Linked DNA regions of Mus musculus: regions 1 and 3 are each linked to region 2. A link is a loop called in an ENCODE intact Hi-C map of the cell type or tissue named here. Cell type or tissue: left cerebral cortex. All regions are shown on one strand.

The links. Hi-C counts contacts between places; a loop is a spot of excess contacts. Peaks named below come from ENCODE experiments on the same cell type or tissue, not always from the same donor. Only the 100,000 strongest peaks of a DNase experiment are listed, where the experiment ranks them.
Region 1: a loop joins it to region 2, with 8 times the contacts of the local background. A loop is called at or near these places in 36 of 42 quality-filtered maps.
Region 3: it touches region 2 in a loop (2.5-fold over the local background); 7 of 42 quality-filtered maps call a loop at or near these places.

Annotation. Positions count from the first base shown.
Region 1 is chr17:25,393,651-25,401,650 of GRCm38, reverse strand. Cacna1h (calcium channel, voltage-dependent, T type, alpha 1H subunit) reads left to right here. Exons shown (of 35, transcript NM_021415.4): 3 at 3,806-3,917; 4 at 3,997-4,130; 5 at 4,293-4,390; 6 at 6,154-6,313; 7 at 7,607-7,922. Among named protein-coding and RNA genes, the nearest start is that of Gm33617, 10 kb to the right of the region's middle. In left cerebral cortex, a CTCF peak has its summit at 3,636 (motif pointing left); DNase peaks (open chromatin) are centred at 2,954 and 3,615.
Region 2 is chr17:25,466,852-25,474,851 of GRCm38, reverse strand. Tekt4 (tektin 4) reads right to left here and starts at 3,262. Exons shown (of 6, transcript NM_027951.1): 1 at 2,597-3,262; 2 at 1,046-1,116; 3 at 593-736; 4 at 1-212. The coding sequence starts at 3,130. In left cerebral cortex, CTCF peaks have their summits at 134, 348 (motif pointing left) and 4,731 (motif pointing right); DNase peaks (open chromatin) are centred at 352, 3,179 and 4,736; H3K4me3 peaks cover 380 bases.
Region 3 is chr17:25,281,202-25,289,201 of GRCm38, reverse strand. No RefSeq gene overlaps it. Among named protein-coding and RNA genes, the nearest start is that of Gm17801, 11 kb to the right of the region's middle. In left cerebral cortex, CTCF peaks have their summits at 210, 2,510 and 4,002 (motif pointing right); DNase peaks (open chromatin) are centred at 206 and 3,987.

The DNA.
Region 1 (8,000 bases), 73 kb after region 2:
GCTAATCCTCTGATCTCATGTACCACCTAGCAGGGAGGCCTTGTTGGAATCCTTGTCTTGCTTGGGGCCCACTCTGACAACGGAGGCCAAGCAGCAGCCACACCTGAAGACTCCTGACCCTCACCCCAGCTAAGCATGGCCACACTACCTATTGGTATGAGAGTGTGGGGCTCTTGGGACCTTGGCCGTCTCACTGGGTTAGGGACTGCAAAACTCACAACTCCCGCTGCCCTGCTTTTCTGGTGGCACCCTTTCCTCGTCCCCCCACGTGACAGACACGTGGTGGGTGATAACTCAGAAACCCTGCCCAAGAACTGAGCACATCAGGGGGACTTAAGGCCTTGCTTCTTGCTGTACCGGAAGGATCTGTGTAAATCAAGTGCTGTGACAGATGGAGAAACTGAGACCTGAAGAAGGGCAGTCATAGTAGATTCAGGGCAGATCATGCCCCCTGACTCTAGTCCAGATCTGAGTCACTAGGGTTGGGTGAGGAGAATCCCAGGGACTGTAAGCCAACATGGGGGCTGTGTCAAGCTGGGTGTTAATAAATCCTGGGGTCTGAGGGTGCTGGATCCCATTGGGCCATACCATCCTGTATCATGTAGCTCCCCAGTAAGAGATTGTATTTCATCTGGAGACCCAGCTAGAACTGTCACCCATGGGAGCCAGCAGCTTGTTAAGTTAACCAAACAAGCAACAAGAGACTGTTCCCTGACAGGCCTCAGTGACTTTATAGAAATGACAGTGGCCACCCAACCAGCAGGGTACGTACTGTAGCTTCCTCACTTCTGCTAGGACAAGGGATCATGGCAAAGTACAGCCTTTCTCAGCATGTATGTCTTCCTCGTGGTTCCCTTTGAGTGAAGAAGGGCAGACCCAAGATGTGTTTCAAGAAGAGGCACTTAGCTCTAATGGGAGACCCTACTCCCTAGTTTGCATCCCTTCCCAAGCCCAGCCTGATGCCCACCCTGAGCAGGCTCCAGGTGGGACAACTGCTTCAGCACCACGGACAGCGACCGCCGCCACTGCCTTCCCTCCAGTGTCCTCTCCGATCAGGTTCACAGAAGGCTACATTTAGGGACTTTGTTTGTGGTGCATTGAAGATGATCCATCTGTGACCCAGGGACCCTTCTGTGGACTCTGGTCCACTGGTCATGGGACCAGTGCGGGTTTCCTGCACAGGCAAGAAGGAGAAGGGACCTTGCCATGGGGTAACCTTGTGTCTCCCGGGGGAAGGCTATGTCCATTGCAGACAGCCTGGAGAGCCTAGAAAAGACTTCTTTACCTAATGTTTTGAAATCTCCACAGCAGGGCCTTCCCTTTGCTGGGTGCTGACTGGGATTTCTGGCCCCGTGGTGTGATGTAGAGTGGGAAGGCTGTTGAGCCCCTCCAAAGTGAGAGGTGGCCAGGCAGACCATGGGATGCTTGGAGTTTGGAGTGGGGCCCCAACAAGGGTAGCTGATAGCTGTTATGTTTGATAATCTCTAGCCACAGGGCCCTCTGCCATTCAGGGGGTCTTCTGGGACCCCTTGTTCAGCCACTTGTCTTGCTTCTCAGACCTTTGCTGCTTGCTAAGCCTCAGAGCTAGGTGGGTCTGTGCTGTCTGAGCGAGAGACTCCCACAAGGAGAGATCAGATTAGTCCACTTGGCTGGGTTCAGGCCCTGGGCTGTACCAGCACCAACTCCTGCCCACATATCTGTTTGGTTTCCTCTAACCCCCATGGAAATTGATTCTAATTTGTAGAAAGCCTGCAGGAATTTTAATTAAACCCAGAAAATCTATCTGTTGTAATTAAGCCTCTAGAAGTCACCCGGCTCCACGTGTTGTGACCAGTGGTGCTGCCTGTCCTTAGCTGCCCACAGAACATGACCAGGGGGCAGCATGACACGTGAGGTATGTCCTTGCTGTTGTAGGAAGCTGAAACTCCCCACTTAGGTAGATCTCTGGTCTGTGCCTGGAAGAGACCAGCCCTGGGCCCTGGACATGATCTGTTTCCCTACTAGGTTGGGGGGCGGGGGGTCCTGCCAGGCCTCCTGCAAGTTTGCCCTGTTTCCCTCTAACCCAGAGCCCTTGGCTGCCTCTTGTCTCAAAGCAGCAATCACTCAGGGAGGGCACTCCAACCTTGGTATCAGTCTCGGCGGTAGCTGTATGTGAAGGTAACAGCTGGGGCCTGGGATTCCTGGGTACGTTGACTAAGGGTTCTAGAGACAGTCCAGGCAAGCCAGCTTCAGGAGAGCATGGCCCATCTCAGTCTTTACTGGAGAGTCTGTAAGTGGGTGTCTGTGTCCCAAGCCTGAGAGAAATCAAATGATGGGCAAAGAAGTCAAGAAGCAGGCAGGCCACAGTCCTGGGCATCTGAGTGGGTGGGGGTACACAGGATAAGCTAAAAAAGCCCATTTCCACTGATAGCCTCTTCCAGAAATAGGGCAGGCAGAGCTTCGTGGTCAGGGTAGTAAGGCAGACAGTCAGGAAGGGCGTGGCCTGGGAGCCATGTATGATCGGCTGGTCTGAGCGTATGCCCTGCTGGTGGCCTCCCCCCGGGCCAGTGGAGAAGAGAGCTCCTGTCCCCCATGGCTTTGTGCTTCCTCTCTGAGCCTGCTCCCCTCTAATCCAAAGCAGCACCCCCTCACGTTGGAAATTCAAGTCTAACCCCCGAGCCTCATGGGGATGCACACTGGAACCCCTAAAACAAGGCCACCCCCTAAAACACCAAGCCCTTGTCATCTCTTGTCTGTCCACATGGAGAATAGCACAGAGCGCTGGGAATGAGCTTGGCAAAGCCGGGAATTGCCCGGTGTGGGGTGTGCAGAAGTTGCTTGGGGCCACAGGCTCTCCACCGGATGTGTAGACAAGGACGGGCTGAGAAGTCTCCAGTCTCTCGGCCTGGGAGTCGTGCTGCCCGTCAGAGGCAGGCCAGTGCTGCACTAGCAGGAGGCTGATTTTTGTTTTCCGCAGCCCCATTATGGCAGAGGCGCTCGTTACTGCTGAACCCATTAAGTGTAATTATGACGCTCTCAGCAGGAGCGTGTAATTACATTGGTGGCCTGGCACCACCGAGCACACCGCCTGTGTGGGCTAAGGGGCCCAGCTCCGTGGACAAAAGGGGTCAAGAGTCAGGACTGCAAGAAGGGTGTCAGAAAATGGGCTAGCCCTCCCTCCCCTCCGTCTCCTGCTCCCAGGTACCTCCGTGGATGGGGGCCACAGACCACACCAATACCAGCCTATGTCCTGTGTCCACGCACCGAGCTGACAGTGCTGCTGTTTAGGGGTTGGCACGTTATGGGGAGGGGGCAGGGCTCTGTGCTACTGTTCTCGTGGCAGACTCAGAGGTGTGTGACCTGTTCAAGGTCACCTTCAGGAGATTCCTTCTCTCCCTACCACATGTTCTTAAGCTCCCATGTCCCTCCAGTTATACTTTCCTTCATTCTCTGTAGAGTTTGACCCTCACTTAGGCTACCAGGCTCCAGTATGTTTGATGTCCTTACCTGGGCCCCATATGTGACACTGCTGGCTCATTGCAGTATTTCCAGGGCCATCTCAGAATGAAGCAGGGTCAGGGGGCAGTGACTCTCCTTCCAGGGAGAACTTGAGACTCTGGAGAGCCAGAGGGGCCAGCATGGTGCCATGGCGCCACCTGGTGGTCATATTGTGGTGATATTGCCTGAACCGTAGACTTGGGGCTGAACCCTGCCCAAGCTTGGGAGAGGGTCCACTCAGCTGACTGCACCCGTGTGCCAGGGAGCGCGCCTGGGAGGAGGCAGAGTGAGGTTGTCTGCTGCACAGCCCTTAACGCACAGCCCGCAGGTGGTTCGAGCACATTAGCATGCTGGTCATCATGCTGAACTGCGTGACACTGGGCATGTTCCGGCCCTGTGAGGATGTTGAGTGCCGTTCAGAACGTTGCAGCATCTTGGAGGTAGGTATCAAGGACTGTGAGGAGGAGCAGGAGGGCACCAGGTGTGCCCCGCCCCTCATCCTGACCCCCTTTCCTCCAGGCCTTTGATGACTTCATCTTTGCCTTCTTTGCTGTGGAGATGGTTATCAAGATGGTGGCTTTGGGACTGTTCGGCCAGAAATGCTACCTGGGTGACACCTGGAACAGGCTGGACTTCTTCATTGTCATGGCTGGGTATGCTTGGGAATCCCAGGAGCAGGCTCGGGGCTGAGACCTGAGAGAGGCTCAGGTTTGACAGAGTGCATATGTTGATGGCCCTCATGGGGCGGTGGGTGACGGTGACAGGAGACAGAGGCCTCTGGGCTCTTCCCTCCCTGAGCATCCCTGCTTCCCCAGCATGATGGAATACTCTCTGGACGGACACAACGTGAGCCTCTCTGCCATCCGAACAGTGCGTGTGCTGCGGCCCCTCCGCGCCATCAACCGGGTCCCCAGTAAGTGCCTCTCCTGCCCTGAAAAAGAGATCCGCCCTTATCCTGCTGGGCCTGCCATTTATCCAGACACCAGCAGACTTGGCCTTTCTAGGGTAGTCCCAGTTGGGATGTGACGGGGTGCCCAGTGCCTAGTGCCAGGAGCCTCTCTGAACCTCCTCGTTTGCATAGCACCTGGAGTGGGCCTGGGGGCTGAGAAGGTTCCCAGTTATATCAGTGTCCAGTGAGGGCCTCAGGCAAGTGGAGGTACATGTAAGAGTCTGAGCTTTTGGGGGTACTCTGCAGCCCACTGCCCACCTCTCCCATACAAGGGAACGGAGCTCAGAGCTTCTGGAACGAGGGGGAGAGGAACACACCGCATGCTCCCACTACACATGGAGGGAAAGCTTGCAGGATGTGCTTGAGGCGTGGCCTGTCCAGATGCTGTCCATCTGCCTTCATCTGTGGACAGTTTTGGTGTTTCCTCAGTAGCTGAGCTCAGATGTTCAGGTTGACGGTGGAAGGTGTGACTCCCACGGAGCTGCACAAGGTGCGTGTGCACATGCGTGAACGGGTATGGTTCCTGGATCTACCTGGGCATCACACACCCCTTTTCAGCTGCCTGATCTGGACTTTTTAGCCTCAGCACTCAGCCTTCCATCGTCCTGCCTGGCCTTGACTTCTGAGATGAGATAGGGCTCAAATGCTGTGTGACACTGGGCAAGTTACCAGACCTTTATGAACGCCAAGATCCCCTTGAAACACTGGAGTTCAGAATCTGTTTTCCAAGGACATGAATGGGTGTTAGGTGAAAGAGGTGCAAGCATAGTTACGAGGGCTCTACCTCGCACCCTGTGTGTTCAGCCTACCCAGCGGAGCCCGTGACTCCTCCACCTGGGTAACCTGTTTGTTGGAGCAGAGATGAAACCTAAGCCCGCTCCCATCCAAAGTGTTTGCTGTTCGGGTTAAATGTCCAGGTGACTCTGGAATTCTGTCTCATACAGCAATCCTGGCACCCTCAGGGCTGTCTGAACATTTACCTTGGGTCCACTCTGACCCCTAGATCATGTGACCTAGTTGCTTGCTGCCTGCCCCATTTCCTCAGTGGTTGAAATGTTAGTGGTGCCTCTAAGAGCTTGGTCTCCCTGTAACCTGAGGGTTCCTATTCCATGGCTACCCCTCTGGATTTCTCAAAACCCTGCTTCTCTCTGTCCTAATTGTGTGGCCCAGTGCTCTGCCCACAGCCTCAGCTCGCCCAGTGCAGATTTTGAGCTGTGTTCTTTTGATGTCCGAGAAGGGACAGACCAGTGATGAGGCCAGGGACCAGGGACCCTTGGGCCACTTCCTAGATTTGTTCAAATCCATACACCCAAGAAAAAGGACTTCAAAGTTGCTTTGAGGTACTGCACTGGTTCATGCCTTCCCTGTGATAGGGCCCTGATGCAGGCCTGCTCTGGCATTGGAAATGAGAAAGCCCATCCCCACAGTAGAACCCCAGAGCCCAGTGTGCCAGGGCCACCACAGAAGCTGCTCTGACCTTGCGACAGGTCCACTGGGGCCCTGGAGATGCTGCGTGGTGAGGTGGAGCGGGGACAGGTTTGACCTGGCCGTGTGGGGCTGCAGACTGACTCCCCTGTGGGAATCCATCAGGCCTTACCTGTCCCTGGTCTCTGCACACAGATGGTCTTGATAGGGATTTATGAGCAGTGGGGCGGGCTTGAGGGGGGAGGCACCCTAGGAGCCTGTCAGGGCTCAGCTGTGCTGAGCACCGGCCCTGCCCCCCTCAGGCATGCGAATCCTGGTCACACTGCTGCTGGACACACTGCCCATGCTTGGGAACGTGCTTCTTCTCTGCTTCTTCGTCTTCTTCATCTTCGGCATCGTTGGGGTCCAGCTCTGGGCTGGCCTGCTGCGGAACCGATGCTTCCTGGACAGCGCCTTCGTCAGGTGTGCAGGCCCCGCCCCTGGTGTATGGCTCTGCCCACCTAGCCAGACATGACTCCAAAATGCTCTCTCTTGACCCTGCCCTTCAGGCTTCACCCTAGGAGCGATGCTGTTTCCCTTCTGTAGGCCCCACTCTCAAAGGGACCCTCCCTCTAAGACTGTTCTCCTACCCTACCTAGTGTGAGCGCCCCACCCCCACCCCCACCCCCACCAAGGTGCTCTGTCCTTGAATGTCCTTGAATACAATGAACCTGGGTCCTAGTTTGTGGTGAGGTCCTGGGTGCACAGTTCTACTCAGGACAGGCCATAGGTGCAAGTGGAGACAGGATCCAAGTGGAGGTGAATACATAGGTGGGCATGGTGGTTCAGGGGTGGGCTGTAGGAGGGCCTGGGTGGAGGCTACTTCTTCCTCTCAAAAAAGTTTACTCAGAGTGCATGTGAGGGTTTGATACTGGGTGTCGTTAGGCTCAGAGGTCCTGCTTGAGGGAGGCAGCTGTGCTTATCTGTCTACCAGTTCCTGGCACAGTATCCCCAGTGGCTGCTGCCCTCTGGCCTTGCTCCTTTGCATCTGTCTAATTCAAGGGCTTCCACAGGGTAGGCACCCTGTGCCAACATGGCATTTGCTTCATGGGGATGTGGGTGTGCCCAGCCCCTTCATCCTGGACCTTACTCAGCAGCATTAGAAGACCCAAGGCTGACCTGCCAGGGTGTCCCTGGAACGCAGCCGTGCACGGTACTGTGAGGCACTCTGCTCTCCACTAGGCCCCAATTGGGGACTGTGTGCCCCCTCCAGCTCCAGTCAGTTACTTGTGCACTAAGCCGCTAGGCCAACGTGTCTTCTGCTTTCTAGGTCTTTGGGTCTCAGAGCTTCTTAGATGCTCATGGATAGGAGTATAGGGACTGGAAAAGAGGAAGATGGGGATCCATGAGGGGATTTCAGGGAGTGTGGAGCTGTTGGAGACACCCTGCTTGGCCATGCTGCCAGGCCCCACTCAGGAGGACTCAGGATGCTGTGGGTACCATGGGAAGGTGGGTGGTCCAGAGGCCCTGAGATGCTTCAGGTATGGCTTGTCAGTTACTGCTGCAGTGATAACGTCCCAGCTGGGGATCACATTGTCTATCCAGTGTGCGTGTTGCGGGACTCAAGTCTAGGGCCTGGCTGAGGAATAGAGGGAGTCACTTGATGGGCATGTGGGATTTTAGGTCAGCAGTCTTGCGTGAGACTGGTTGTGTAGATGGGGAGAGTGGTGTTTGGCCCAGGAACCCCTAGTGATGCCCTGGCCTTCTGCAACCCAGGAACAACAACCTGACCTTCTTGCGGCCATACTACCAGACAGAGGAGGGCGAGGAGAACCCATTCATCTGCTCCTCACGCCGCGACAACGGCATGCAGAAATGCTCACACATCCCCAGCCGCCGTGAGCTTCGCGTGCAGTGCACGCTCGGCTGGGAGGCCTACGGGCAGCCACAGGCTGAGGATGGGGGTGCCGGCCGAAATGCCTGCATCAACTGGAACCAGTACTACAACGTGTGCCGCTCGGGGGAATTCAACCCTCACAATGGTGCCATCAACTTTGACAACATTGGCTATGCTTGGATCGCCATCTTCCAGGTATGCTCTAGGATAGCCTGGGGATGCCTGGGGTGTGGGATGGTGGACCCTGAGACAGGCACCCATACTGGGGTCCTT
Region 2 (8,000 bases):
GGTACTGCAGCTTCTGGAGTGAGTCGTCCAGCTCTTGGCAGCGGCTTGAGAAAGCCGAGTTCACTGCATCGCACTGTAGCCGCAGGTCCTCGGCCGTATCCCGCAAGATGCAGTCAATTAACTTCCGCAGGTTAACCGAGGCTAGCCGCTCGCGCTCGGCTCGAAGCAGGTTGTCGTGATTGAACTTGGCCCACGTCTCGGGCGTGGAAGCACTGAGGGTGGAAGTTGCGGCCTGGTCAGGGTGTAGTCACACAGAGACTCCCGCACTGTCAGCGATCCCCAGTGTACCCCGGATTCCTCCCTCACACCGATATACCGAGGTTCTCCCATGCCTCTAGAGATCCTTTGCTTGCCCTCTACTGGTCACGAGCAGAAACGCTTTCCAGGCCACCCACAGGGCACTAGCCCTGTGTGAATTGTGGGTGCCAGGCACTTGAGTAAGGGGCTTTCCAGTTAGTCCACCCCAACAGCAGACAGAGGTTCCCCAGGAGAGCTGGGCCAGGTTCTCGTGGGGGCAGGAGTCCTTCCTCAGATTTTGGAAGTAGAGCGGAGAGTGGCAGGGACAAACGGGTTACAGAGCCTAGAATCCTACCTCTCCTCGAACTTGCTGGAATGCGGATAGAACTGCACCTGGGTGCTCTCATTGGTGTAGCGGGAGCAGGTATCGTCAATGTTGTAGACTTCCACTTTGTCCGACCAGTTCATCTCACACGACTCCTTATGCTCCCTGTTCAGCCTGGAGGGCATGAGGGGGGGGGGCGGGGTTTAGGGCTCACTGTGTGCCAGGGAGCCCTGGGAAGCAGGCCCCATTTCAGCTCCAGTTTGTGCTCAGACAGCCTTCCATGGCCAGCAGTGCCCAGGTTCCAGAGCAAAAGTGGAGATGGTTGTATTCGCTGAGCAGAGCCTGCATTCCACTAGCTAAGATTTGGAAGCCTTCTGACCTCTCAGCCACAGTGTCAGGTCCCTACCTGTCCTGCCTCCACCTCAGACCAGCCTTGGGGACAGAGTCCAGCCCTCGGGTCCCTCAGGGGCTGCTGTGACCCACCGTATCTGGTCCACGGCTTGTCCTATCGTCCTCTTCAGGAGTTCCTGGATGTTCCTGATCAGCTCGGTTTCCTGGAAATGAGACCGGTCCTCTCTGAGCAACCCTGCTCAGAGACTCGGGGACTCAGCAGGAGCCAAGGTATGGACCTCACCAGCATTGACTTTTTGCCTTAATCTCTGTCCCCCCTCCACCCCCAGAAAAAGGTTCAGCCCTTGTGTGCGACGTTCACTCCGGGTAGTGTTAGCATGTTGCAAGTGAGTGTCTCCTCTAAAGGGTATCTTTTTGCTGTTGGGTCACCTAAGACAGCTGTCCAGACTCTGGGATCATCCCCAAAACTCCCACAGTTTCCTGAGGAGCATACCAGCCTTATATCGAGCTCTATACTGCCTCTGAGGAACTCAAGCCCACGGGACATCAGATGCCCTCTGTCTGCCCACTTCCCACCAAGAATAGGTAGGAAACTCTAAGTTTCCTTTAACCCCAACATTTTCTGGGTGCCAGGATTATCTTGTGCTCAAACCCACCTGGGCCATGATCTCCAGTGTCCAGTGTCCTCGGTCCCTCTCCCATCTCTGCACCCACTGGCCGAAGTGGGCAAGGCCTAGGGGTAGGACAGGAGTTCTCTGGGGCCCCAGCCTGGCGGTTTATTCCCCAGCTCCATCATTCATCCTTGCCCATGGGCCTGAGGCTACCACAGGAGGCGCCAGCTCTGAGGAATTCCCAGTTGTGTGGCACCCAGGCTGAGTGGCCCCATAATCACACAAGACTCCCCAAAGCAAGCTGCGCTGGGGTTTGAGGGAAAGGTACCCGATGAAGGGAGGGGGACGTGGCAGGGTTTGTTTTCGGTTCAGTTTGGGTTTTGGTGTTTGTTTAAGAGTCTCATATGTAGTCCAGGCTGGCCTGGAGCTCGTGTTCCTTCCTCAGTTTCCCTGACACTGGGATTATAGTGTATACTAGGAGAACATTGAAGCTCAGGCTCTGGGGTTCTGGGGCTCTGGGGAGAGAGAGCAGATGCCATGGGCATCCACAAGCCCTCCATACATGCAACACTGGCTGGCCCGGCTTTCTACCCTGAACACCAATAGCACTGCAAGGGGCATGCATGGTGGTACGGGGGAGCCTTTGGCTTAGCCAAAAACAAAACAACCTCAGCCAGAAGAATGTGGCGCACGCCTTTAATCCCAGCACTTGGGAGGCAGAGGCAGGTAAATCTCCTAGTTTGAGGCCAGCTTTGGTCTACAGAGTGAGTTCCAGGACAGACAGAGATACACTGAGAAATCCTGTCTTGGAAAACAGACAAACAAAAAAGCCCAAAGCCCACCACCACCGACAACAAAAATCCCCTCAGAGTCAGACTGAACGTCTTTGAAATCTTATGGGCTGGAAGGAATCCCACAAGAGAGAAAGTTACTTGGATGTGGTAGAAATTCCGCTATCTGAAGGATCAGGAGTCCTGCATAGGCACAGTGCTGTGTGAACCCTAAGGCCCTGTGTTATCTCTATGAGAGCCAGAGCCTGCCTCCCACGCTGAGCCCGAGCCACTGGTTGCACCTTCAGTAGCTCCACCTCCACATAGTCCCGGACAAGGTCTGGGTGCTGGCGGCGTTCTCTGCACTGCAGGTTGTCAGTAGCAATGGAGTAAGGCACGGAGGTGGCATCCAAGGCGCGCTGTAGCCGCAGCTTCTGGGCCATCATCAGGTCCGTCTCGGAAGACAGCTCGTCTATCTCTCGCTGCAGCTCTGACTTCCAGCAATGCATGTCCTCCAGGCGCTCTCCCACCTTTCTTGTGGAGTCAAGTTGTGTGCGCTGGGCCAGTGCCCCAGTCTCGGCTACCAGCTGCCCGCTCTCATGCCGCTGCCGCTCAGAGTAGTCCCGGTCTGCGAAGGCCTGGTGGTAGCGGGCATAAGAGTTCTGAAACCACTCGTCCCTCAGGTATTTGGCTGTGCGGAAGCCAGCGGTGGCCAGACCCGAGGACGTGTAGGCGCCAGTATTGCAGGCCACTTCATATTCTTTGCGCGGAAGCTCACAGACATCTATTGACTGTGGGGCCGGCTCCTTGGTCAGGAGCACGCCCGTTTGGGCCATGGTACCCACTGCCTGGCTAAGCAGGAAGGGAGGCGGAATGAAGAGAGGGTCACTGGGCAATTGTCCAGGCACGATCAATGGAGCAGTACTGGTCACTCTGTCCCAAGCAAGGTTCCTGGTTGCCTAAGGAACATTGTATACACCAACTGCCTCCTGTTGCTGAGCAACAGGGTCACTCAAGGGGGAGGAGCAGAACTGCCCTCTTAAAGGGCCAAGCAGTGTCTGGGAACATAGCTGGGTAAAAGGTAAAAATGTTTGCCTCGCAAGAACATGAGTTTGTTTCCCAGGACACAGGTGGGGGCAGGGGGGGATGGGTGTGGTGGCATATGCTTGCAATCCCTGCACTGGGACGGCAGAAACGGTTAATCTGTGGTGTTCACAGGCCAACCAGCCCAACTGTATTTGACGAGTGAAAGACCTTGTTGAAAATAAGGTTGGCCAGGCATAGTGGCAAATACTTCTAATGCCAGCACTCAGGAGGCAGAGACAAGTGGAGCTCTCTGATTTCAAGGATAGCACGGTCTACGTAGTGAGTTCCAGCTTGGTCTGGGCTATATAGCAGGACCCCCATCTCAAACAAAACCCCCAATAACAACAAAAACAGACAAAACCCCAAAATGGATGGTGCTTGAGAAATGTCCCCTAAGGTTTCCAATGCACACAAATACTCATATGCCCATGTGCGTGCGCATGCACAAGCTCTCTCTCTCTCTCTCTTTCACACACACACACACACAGACACACACACACACACACAGGCAATCCCCAACTCTCAACTCTTCACCACACTGTGATCCGAGCCACAGAGGCTCAGGACTTGTTCCCTGGGACCCTTGGGCTCCAGGGCTGGGGTAGTGAAGGGCCTTGGGGTCCAGGGCTGGGGTAGTGAAGGGCCTTGGGGTCCAGGGCTGGGGTATGAAGGGTCTTGAGGTCCAGGGCTGGGGTAGTGAAGGCTCCAAGGTCCCTGACACCCCTGCCCTCCTCCCTGGCTCCTTGGCTCCTTTTCTGAGATGTTCTTCCATGATCTGGTCCTGAGTGTGGGCTTTGCCCTGCTGGAGGAGGACGGAGGAGGTTCTGCCTACTTAACGACCCCTTTGGGTGATCTGTGGGAGGTGGGGGCCATGGAAATGTGAGCAGGTTCCTCAGCCTGAGAAGTGCCTCTCATCCTCAACATTACCCTAAGCCACCCTAGGACTCCACAACTTGGCCCATTGCGCATGTGGTCTGAACCCCGCATGCAGGCCCAGAGGACCAAACATCCACCCTACCTCAGCCTCCAGGACTCACTTTGGGACCTGAACCCATGAGAGTATCCACAGCCACCCTGACCCCATCTATTCCCAGGGCCACTGTGTAAGGGCCAGCCCCTCTTCTTCTTCCTGTATCCCATAGCTGGACTTAGATCAGAGCCTCCTGGGGATTTGGGTCAGTGTTCTGAAGGGGGTTCACCCACTGAATGTATCTGGAGTCACGTATCCTGATCTGCTCAAAAAGGGGAGGCACTTTCTGTCTGGGCAGTTGTTCCCAGGACACTAGTTAGATAGGAAATCCTGCCATCCAACCTGGGCATTAAGAAACCCTAGTCGATAGCCAGTGTGACCAAGAGAGGGCGACATTGACTGCAGAATGTGCCAGCCACCTATTCCTAGTTCCTGACCATTCTGTGGTCTTCCTCCCTCCCCTCCCACCTGGTCTTCCCCAGAGGCTCCTCACATACTAGGTCCTCTCTGAAAGAAATCCACACCCTTAGCCAGCACAGGGTCTACTGCCACAGCCCCTCAGCCTCTCCTCTCCCCACTGTCCTATCCCGTTTCCCGCCTCGAGAACCTCAGGCTCTCTCTGCTCAGTGCACAGGCTTGGTTTCACCCACACACCTCTGTCCAGGCTGTGCATTCCTCCCCGCCCCCCCCCCGCCCCGACCCTGTGCTGACTCCCTAGCAGTTAGCCCCTCACTCACTTCACACTCCATGTCAATCCTCTGGCAGGAGCCCCTGGCATTCCCACCAGTAGATGCTTTATACATGTGTAATTTGTGGGCAGAAGCCTTGAGAATTCATAACCAGATGGAGCAAGAGCTGCCACTGTTCCTCAAGAGCTAGAAGCCAAGAACCTTTGGGGGCCAGTGTGGGCCTCCCTCTGTCTCCTCTGTGCCTCAGTTTTCCCACATGGTAGTAGGTACAGAGCTACCCAGAGCACACCACAGTTTCTCCTTAGATTCATTCCTGACATGTGGAGCCAGGGACTGCAAAGGAAGAGAACTAGCCTGGGCCCAGTGACTCTACCTGATCTTCACCTGCAGTATTCAAGTACTGGGCACTGCAGGTAGCTGATGCTCCCATGGAACCCCCAGGCTAATGAGGAAGGCCAGGTCTCAATGTAGGTTCCCCTATGTCAAGATAGACTCCAAGGTAGAGCTTTGACCTTAGTCCCCAGCTTGAGGGGCCAAGACTCGCCAGACACCTTCAGGGATGTGTTGAGCCTTTGTCCCTATCATCCACGGCCTCTAGTCTGACCCTTGGTCCAAAGAAAGAGGCATTTGTGCTCTGAAGGTGACAGGGTGCAGTCCCTCCCAGCCTCTCTCCGCCCAACCCTTTCAGAGAGGAACACCAATCATTGCTGCTGAGGCCATCACAACTATACTCAAAGCTGGGGCTAAGTGGGAAACAGTCAGGTAAAGCCACAGTGAGCACAGACTGAATGGGATGTGTGGGCAGAATGGTGGTGCACTACAGGACTGTATGGAGTGGGGTGGGGTCCTCTCTCATGTTGCCCTTCTTCCTACATTGCAGTTACAGTGGGAAAATTGAGTCGGGGCGGGGGGGAAGGGCTTGTGAAAGTTCCCACATCACAGCTGCAGCATGATGGGGCTAGAAGTGCTAGCTCCATGGACTCTGCCTGTGTCCCCAAGAACCAGACCCCACCACACTGGACAGCCCTGCAGGATGCCTGGGAAACAGAGGGGCATCAGGACTGACCAAGAGTACAGCTGTCCCCTGCACAGATTTTTTTTTTTACAAACTCTAGACATCACAAGTGGGACGGACATGGGCAAAAGGGTCCCTTTCTTTTGAGTCTAGCCAGCAGCTCCCCAAGGCCAGAGGAGATTCCCTAGCGCTAGCCCCAATCGGCAAGGTTCTAAATGGGAGGGAAGCCATGCAGTCTCATAGACTCTACCCAGAACAGGCACAGCCTGCAGGCCCCAGGCTGAGACGGGCCCAAGGTCACGCTGACAGGACAGGGCCAACAAAGGAGAGACTGCCATCTGGCCACCTCCTATCCTGCGTGAAGTGACAACCCAAGGAGCCACCCTGGCTGGTGCAGACCCAGTGACAGGAGCAGTGGGAGGCACAGCCACATCTCTCCCCAGGCCAGTGGGACACTTTAATTACAGAAGGATCCAAAGCTCTTAGGCATCCCTGAGCCAAGGCTGCAGCGGGCAACAAGCAGGAAGGAGGAGCCAGCCAAGGACTTCCCGGAAGAAGAATCCTGGAGTCCAAGCATTGAAGAGCAATTTGGATAAAGATAGGAAAGAGCTGTGCAGGATATTAGGGGCGACCCCCTCCTCTGATGACTCCCAGGGCCATTGTGAAAGCCCTGTTTCCCATCCGTCATCAGGCCCTAGAAGATAAGACAACGCAAGAAGATGTGGCGTGGACACAGGCTGACAGAGGGCTGAGCCCAGTGGTCTGGCCTCAGAGGTAGGCACTGGGCATGAGCCTCTCCACTTGGCAAGGCAGGACCAGGCAGCTGATGGGCCAATGACTCACTCCCACTTGACCCTTGCCTCTCCCCAAACAGTGAGCACAAGGGACTCTGCCTTCCTGGGCAAGAGTGGGGCAAGACTCAGACAGGGAACTCTGAGAAAAGGCACGTGTGACTCAGGCTACCTGCCTGAAGGTGGCTAGCTGTGTGTCGTTGTCCAGAAAGCTGTGTCCACCTCAAGGACCCAGAGTTTCTCAGCCTGACACTTACAGTGTCCCCAGCCTCATGGGTGTAGTTTGCTTGAGAGGCTTCCCAGCCATAACACCAAGACTGTGAAAACAGACATTTCTCTAAATGTCCCTAAGATTGTCTCAGTCAGTCTAGCACTTGCCCCACAATCACAAGGACCCCAGGCTGGGTTTTCAACACCTCTGTAAAGAATGGGTGTGGCTGCACGCACCTCTAATCCCAGAGCTGGGAAGATGGATGCGGGAAGACCCCTGGGGCTTGATGGACAGCTAGCTTAGCCAATCTTCAAACTCCAGGTTCAGTTAGAGACTGTCTCGAATAATAATAACAACAACAACAACAACAATAATAATAATAATAATAATAAAAGCTATTGAGGATATCGAGAGGCCAGTCACTGTCCTCCACACATGTGTGCATACACATGCAAGCGAGCACACTTACATGTATACACCATATGTACACACATCTCCAAAACCATGCATGGCTTTGAAACTATAGAAAAGAAACTCTTGCTGGGTCTGATGGTGTTTGCCTAGAATCCCAGCTACTGGAAAGAGCAGGAAGATCGCAAGTTCAAGTTAAAGATTGTCTCAATATGAAAAGCAAAAGAAGGCTGGAATGTAGTCGGCAGAGCACTGTCCAGCAAGGACAAGAGCTGAGTTCTGTCCCGAGTACTACCAGAGCAGAACAAACCCCTAATAAATAAAAACAGAGAAATGAAGCCGTGCTTCAGTGAGGGGCTTTGAGTTACACCTTTCCATGCTTTAAACAGATCAACCACCTCTACACTCACCAAATAGGAAAAACAACAACATCTCAGAAACCCAGTATGGACATGATGTCTTTCCTGAGCATCTCGGCAGGTCATCTAGCTCTTTAGGCAAGATGCACGGGGGCTGCCCAGCCACTGAGTGAT
Region 3 (8,000 bases), 190 kb after region 2:
GGTTTGAGGCCAATCTGGTTTATATAGCCCAGTTCCAAGTTAGCCAGGGCTACTTAATGAGATGTTGTCTCAGAGGAGGGGGAAAGGAGGAGCGGGAAGAGGAAGAAGATGAAGTTAATGGCTGCAGATTTAAAAGGCATTATTTGAAAGAGCTGGTGAAGCTTGTGACTCTGAACTTACAGCTGGACACAGTGCCACCGTGCGGCTGGTGGAGGCATGGATCCCTGAATGCTGTGCCCACTGCTGTCCTTGTAAACTGGTCCTACATTGCTGGCATGGCACTGAGAGACCCTTCCAGAGTCAGTCTGACTCTTTTTGCTTACTATAGGTTTGTTTTGTAATAGGATTCTGTATTTAGCCCTGACTGTCCTGGAGCTCACTGTGTAGATCAGGCTGGCCTCAAACTCAGAGATCTGTCTACCTCTGCTTCCCAAGGGCTTGAATTAAAGGCATGCACCACTAACGCCCAGTTTTTTCGTATAATTACTATCAAATTCTTTCAGTTTTCCTCTCTGTTGGATGTTTAAGAAAGTGTAGGTAGGGACTGGAGAGATGGCTCAGCGATTAAGAGCACTGACTGCTCTTCCAGAGGCCCTGAGTTCAATTTCCAGAAACCACATGGTGGCTCACACCATCTATACTGGGATCTGATGCCCTCTTCTGGCATGCAGGTGTACATGCAGATAGAGCACTCATATACATAAAACAAACAAATAAATCTTGAAAGAAAGAGACAAAGAAAGAACGTGTGCATAGCCAGAAATTAAAGATTTTTCTTTTTACTGTTGAAGTGAGTTGAGGCTCCTTAGGGTTCCTTTTGGTGACTCACAGGGAGCACCACGGCTCCCTTCTCCCCCCCCCCCCCCGTCTACCCACTACACCATCTCCTGGGATACAGCAGGGTCTTGCTGATGATGTGGCTTTCTTTAGATCCTCCCTTTTGTGGGGTGTGTACCAGTTACAGGACAATGGGGTCTTCATGGTTTCTCTGACCAGCACAACACAGGACTCAATGGCCCTATGAGGCTCTACATCTTTCTTTGGAAGCTGGCTGACCTGCAGTAGAGAGGGAAATGCTATAATACTGGCAATTCCTCTTAGATTTTCATTTTCTTTGTCTTTGGCCTCCAAGACTTGGTTGTTGAATCCCCTAAAAGACAGTTTTACTTGTCTAGAAGTAGGAGTAGTGAGATTTAATATACTATCTGCATAAAGTTTAGACATACAGTACCTTTAGCTCTCAAATATATGTACGATGTTTGTTACACATGTGTGGTATCAAGTTTACCAAGAATAACCTAGGATAATAATTATTGAACTAGAGTTGTAAAGTGAGATTTAAAAACAACTTTGTTGAGTTTGGTGGTACAAGTCCATCAAAGCAATAGAAAAGTTAGAGGCAGACAGATCTCTGTGAGTTCAAGGCCAGCCTGGTCTAACAAGTTCCAGGCTGGCAAGAGCCACACAGTGCCCTCTTCGTTGGAGAGATGATTCCGAACCTAAAAGCACTTATGGATCTATCAGGGGACTGGTATTTGTCCCATCATCTGCACAGGGCAGCTCACAACCACTTGTAACGACAGCTCCATCCCAGGATTTGACACAGCCTTCTGGCCTCCATGGGTACCCATACTGAGATACCAAAACACATAATAAAATAAAAAGTAAAGAAAAAGAAATTTAAAAAAATTACACAAACTTGCTTAAATCCTAACTCTTGAAAGACTTGTTTTCTGAGTTGTTAAAAATCCAACAGAGGCCAGGCATGGTGGCACACGCCTTTAATCCCAGCACTTGGGAGGCAGAGGCAGGTGGATTTCTGAGTTCGAGGCCAGCCTGGTCTACAGAGTGAGTTCCAGGACAGCCAGGGCTACACAGAGAAACTCTGTCTCGAAAAACCAAAAAAAAAAAAAAAAATCCAACAGAGAAGTTGGACACGGTGGCAAATGCCTTTATTCCCAGCACCAAAGAAAAAGCTCAAAAATTTAAAAATTTACCTTATCTCTCTAACTCAATTATGGACATGGAACAATAGCTTACTTTTGAGATAAAACTTTCTTTTACCAGACAAAATCTGTTTTTGTCCAAAAGCTTTTGTTTCTTTGGTTGATTGGGTTTGGGGGTTTATTTGGTTTGGTTTTTAGTTTTTCAAGACAGGGTTTCTCTGTGTAGCCCTGACTATCCTAGAACTCCCTCTGTAGACCAGGCTGGCCTCGAATGCCACAATCTGCCTGCCTCTGCCTCCTGAGTTCTGGAGTTAAAGACATGCCCCACCACCAACCACCCAGCAAACCTTTTATTTTTAAAAAGATCTTTTCACTGCACATGTATTTGCAGGCTGGCAAGATGACTCAGTGTGTCAGGCTGCTGGCCTCCAAGCCTGGCAGCCCGAGTTCTGGCTCTGAAATCTGCATGATAGAAAGAAAAAAAAATCCCACAAGTGGTCCTCTGACTGCCACATGTGTACCATGCCATGTGCACGAACATGCTCACACAATGAACATTTAAACAAAATAGTTAAGTGTGTTTGCATGTCTTTAGTTTTTTATAGCTTTTTTCTTATTGATAACTCCTTGTTGTTGTTGTTGTCGCCTTATTTCTTCTATACAGCATTCCCTGGAGAAAGTTGGTGTGGTGGGAGCTGAGTAATTTATTCAGTGGAACAGTGGTTAAAAGCACAGACTGCTCTTCCACAGGACCAGGGTTCTAGTCCCAGCACCCACATGGCAGCTTACATCCATCTGTAACTCCAGTTACAGGAGATCTGATGCCCTCTTCTGGCCTCCTTGGGCACCAGGCCTACCTGTGGTTGCACAGACATACATGAGAACAAAATACCCACAAATAAAATAATTTTTTTTTTTTTTGGTTTTTCGAGACAGGGTTTCTCTGTATAGCCCTGGCTGTCCTGGAACTCACTTTGTAGACCAGGCTGGCCTCGAACTCAGAAATCCACCTGCCTCTGCCTCCCGAGTGCTGGGATTAAAGGCATGCGCCACCACGCCCGGCTAATAAATTTTTTTAAATTAATTTTAAAACTGTTGTGGGGTGGGGTAGTGGTTTAGAGCCTTAAGTGATCCAGGCTGGCCTGGAACTTCTGACCCTCCTGCCTCTCCAGCTGTGGAGGGCTGTGATTGCAGGTGTGCACCACCATGCTAACCAAAAGTGTCAGAATTTGTTGCTGTTTTTCAGTAGTAGAGATCCAGCTCATGACAAGTGCTGTACAGCTGAGCCATGCCCCCGGCTTTGCTGTTGTTGTTTTTATTAATAAAAATAAAGTATATATTTTACAATGTATTTTGTTATATTTTAGTGTTTGTGGGGTATGCACATGTGGATGGAAGTGCCTACAGAGGAAAAGTGTCAGATTCCCCCTAGACATGCAGTTACAGGTGATTGTCTGACATGGAGTTGAGAATTGAACACAGATCCTCAGAACAGCAATACATGGCCTTGAGCCATGTCTCCAGCCCCCGTAAAGGAACAGCTTAATGAAAACCAAAGAAACTATATTTGAAATATAAAAAAACAAGGACTTTGTATCTAAAATACACGTACAAAGGTACACGTCTAGAAGAAGATTTAGCCTTACTGGTGAGGCACAGGTAACTGAGCGCTATCCTCAACAGTACAGTGCAAAGCAGATTCCAAGAGTAAGGGAATAAGACCAGACGTCCTCACTGCTGGAAGCTGCCTCGGACAAAAGGAAGCTTAACAAGGGGATGTCAGAGCACACCCAGACCCTGAAGCATTAGAAAACCTACTGGAGGTAGAGCTTAGCGTCTTGGGCAAGTGTCTGATACCTGCTGACCTGAGTCTGACCAGGGACACAACCCACTTTGTAGGTCTGGCTCTGGATTCTGCTCTCAGTGTCCTTGAAGAGATCGCCTCTGAGTTGGCAATGATCCCAGCCTTGAACCTAGCCTAAGCCAAGCCTATTCATTCTCTCCATTCACATCCTGGTCACTTGTCTCAAGGCATTACCATTTCTAATGTATCCATCAGGGGGCAGCAGAGAGCCAACGCTGCATGCCTTCTAGGGAACCAGATGCCAAACCTAGGCACCTTCCAAGGTGCATTGAGGCATGTTTGTCTTCCCATAAACCTATTCTGGAAACTGGTGGCTTTCTTGAAAAAGTGATTTCTATTTCTTCCCCCACCCTCCTCTCAGACCATTTTTTAAACTTTGATTCTTTTGAATGGGCCTCACACCTAAGGCATACTGTCTTGCCATAGAGAAGTGCTGCTAAAACTCAGGCACTTGTGAGAGAGAACTCGCGTGAGTGTGCTCGCGAGCACACACACACAGACACACACACACATCACTATAAAAGTATCTCTTATTAACCAGATGTCATTGTCATCTGGGAGGCTTACTGCTGAATAAGCTCACCCTTTCTAGCTCTTTCTGAACTCTGGCTGGTTGGTTCAACTCAGCCATTCTGGCTCAAAACTCCTCTTCAAACTGACTCATGTAATCTTGCTTGTTTCTCAGCCTCTGATTGAATTGCTCAGCTCGTCCTTGTTAGGATCCAAGAATCACTGAAGAATGATACCCCAGACTCAAATAGTATGCAAAAGCAAAGAGTGTTTATTCAGCTGAAATTCCTGCATGCAGGGTCTCCCCGTTTGAGAATGGAGACCTCTGGTGGGCCCACAGGCCCAGCCTTTATCGTCAGTTAGGGGAATTCCAGGGAGGGGTATGTGCCCTTTCACCTGGATTAGTTAGCTTTGTCTCCAGGGTTTTGGCTGGTTCTACAATTGGTCAGGCTCTGGAGACCTCCAAGGGGGTGACTTTACTCATTCTAGCTACCTATTCTTACTTCAGCCCAGATGACAAGGTGTCCTCGGATTGGCTGCCCATGGCTGTGGTGACAGACCATGGAACCTGGGGTCCCAGTTCTCATTTCTGGGAAACAGAAACTTAGACCTAGTCTCCCAAACTGACAGTATGCAGCCTGTCATAGAGTCTGTCTGGCTCTGGCTAACTCACTCCTCTCAACCTGAAACTAACTCTGGCAATCCGTTGTAATCTAGCTACTTCTCATTCTCTGGTTTATTCTGTCTTTACCTGTGTCTAGTTTTCTCTCTCTTCAATCTGTCTCTGTAAAACTCTCCCAGTAAAACACCCTCTCCTGTCTCTCCTGCTCTGCTCTCTCTTACATTGCCTCCCTTTCCTCTCTCTTCTGGTGAGAGTCGGGCAGATCCCATTCTGTCAAATCTTTCTCTGATTCATCACTTTGTCTGCCACTCACTTAGACATCACTTTCAAACATAGGAGCTCCCTTCTACAAACTTAACCTTCATAGTTTGAAATTAAAGGTGTATACTAAGGGTGTGTCTGTATTCCAGCCAGAAGGATTAAAGGTGTGTGCTAAGGGCTGAGCCACACCATGACACAATCTTGGGGGTTCACAGGGTGATCAAATATCCTGCAGCATTTCCCCCTTTTTATATAAACTAAAAAATTGTACAATTTAACTTTTTACAAGAGAAACAAGTGTCAACCCCACCAACAGTCCAAATGCCCTCATGAAGATCTGCTGATTCGATGATCCTTCAGAGCTGCAGTCCTGATCATCTGCCTTCAGCAACAGTCCATTTCAGCATAAGCAGTCTGTCCTTCAGCTTGTTTGTTGAGCTGTCTCTGGGGGTCTTCAGTTTCTGATAGAATCCTGAAGAAATGGATTCTAATAGCAGGGAAGTAACGCCTCAGCTGCGGGGTAGATGAATATGCCAACAAGAGTGAGTGCAAGCAGGCAAAAAGCAAAAGCTTCCTTCTTCCATGTCTTTTTATGTGGGCTGCCATCAGATGTGGCTCATATTTAGGGTGGCTCTTCCCACCTCGAATGCTCCAGGTTTAGGATGGTCTTTATAGTGGTTTGCATGAGAATGTCTTCCATAAACACATATATTTGAATGTCTTATCCCCATGGTTTTAGAAGGGTTAGGTGGTGTGGCCTTGTTGGCGCCAAGACCAAGGCCAGGCCAAGATTCTCTCTCTCTCTCTCTCTCTCTCTCTCTGCCTGTTGCCTGTGCATGAGGTTATAAGCTTCCAGATACTGTACGGAAGCCCCTAATTGGTTCCTTTTATAAGTTGCCTTGGTCATGGTGGGTTTTTGGGTTTTTTTTGTTTTTTTGTTTTTTGCTTATTATGTACGAGTGCTCTGTGTGCATGCATGCCTGCATACTAGAAGGGGACATCAGATCCCAGGGTAAATGGTTGTGAGCCACCATGTATTTGCTGGAAATTGAACTTAGAGCCTCTGGAAGAGCAGCCAGTGACCTTAACTACTGAGACATCTCTCCAGCCCCAGGTTCTCACAGTAACAGAACAATATCTTAGTCGTCCCAAATCCAGTCAAGATAAATCTCTCTCAGGCGAGCCCAGCTGCTTGGCTTTTAGGTAATTCTAAATCACGTTGACAACCAACCAAGGCTGGCTATTACAGAGAGAAAGGAAGGGCTACCTTCCTTGCTCGGCCGAGGCTGACAGACCCTGGAGTCAGTGGTATAGCTTCAGTGTGAGGAGGAAGCAAAAGACATCCAGATCTGGGCTAGAAAAGGTGTTGCTGTTGAGTTGTAGTTCTTCAGATGCTCTGGATGGTAACCTTGATCACCAGAGTGTCTCTGACCCACCAGCTCCTGAATGACACGGACTTTTATTATTTATGAAAGCTTAGGCACTATGACTTAGACTATTTCCCAACTAGCTCATATAACCTAATCAACCCGTTTATTTTAGTCCGTGTGTGCCTCGAGGCCTGCTACCTCTCACTCAGCCCTGGTATGTACGATTTCCTCCATGCCTGGCTGGCTGGCGAATCTCCCGCCTCTCAATTCTTCCTCAGAGTTCCTATCTCGACCGGAAGTCCCGCCTTTCCTCTCCTGCCCACCTACTGACACCAGATCTTTATTAAACCAATCAGAAGGCAAGGGGAGTGACTGTTTACAAACTGCTAAAGCGGGTGATGATCCAATACAGATAACAGTACCAAAGTCCAGCCTGTGCCCAGCTCTCTGCCAGTACAGCAACTGGCACTTAAATAATAGACACCCTTTACACGGTGCACAAAAAGGAAATCCCAACATCTCCCCCTTTTAGTCCAATAAAAGGATTTTCTCTAACAGCAATAAGCTATATACAATAAGAACAATTATGAGAGCGGGGCAGTGGTGGCGCACGCCTTTAATCCCAGCACTCGGGAGGCAGAGGCAGGCGGATTTCTGAGTTCAAGGCCAGCCTGGTCTATAGAGTGAGTTCCAGGACAACCAGGGCTATACAGAGAAATCTTGTCTCAAAGAATAAAAAAAAAAAAACAAAAAAACAAAACAAACGGAGCTAGAGAAAGTACCAAAGAAGCTAAAGGGATCTGCAACCCTATAGGTGGAACAACATTATGAACTAACCAGTACCCCGGAGCTCTTGACTCTAGCTGCATATGCATCAAAAGATGGCCTAGTCGGCCATCACTGGAAAGAGAGGCCCATTGGACACGCAAACTTTATATGCCCCAGTACAGGGGAACGCCAGGGCCATAAAAGGGGAGTGGGTGGGTAGGGGAGAGGGGGTGGGTGGCTATGGGGGACTTTTGGTATAGCATTGCAAATGTAAATGAGCGAAATACCTAATAAAAAATGGAAAAAAAAATCCAGGAAATTCATATAAGAGAAAGATATGATACCTGTTCTTCTAAAAAAAAAAAAACAAAACAAAACAAAACAAACAAAAAAAAAACCAATTATGAGAACTATCAGGTAAGAATTACGTTCCCATTGTCTAGTCCATCTGTATTGGTAGCCTTGGAGAAAGTACGCCACTCCCTATCCAACCCTGGCAAGCCCCGAGTTCAGAACCTAAATTGCTTCTTTTTGTTGTTGTTGTTGTTGTTGTTGTTATTTTCAGAGACAGGGTTTCTCTGTGCGGTCCTGGCTGTCCTGGAACTCACTCTGTAGAACAGGCTGGCCTCGGACTCAGAAATCCACCTGCCTCTGCCTCC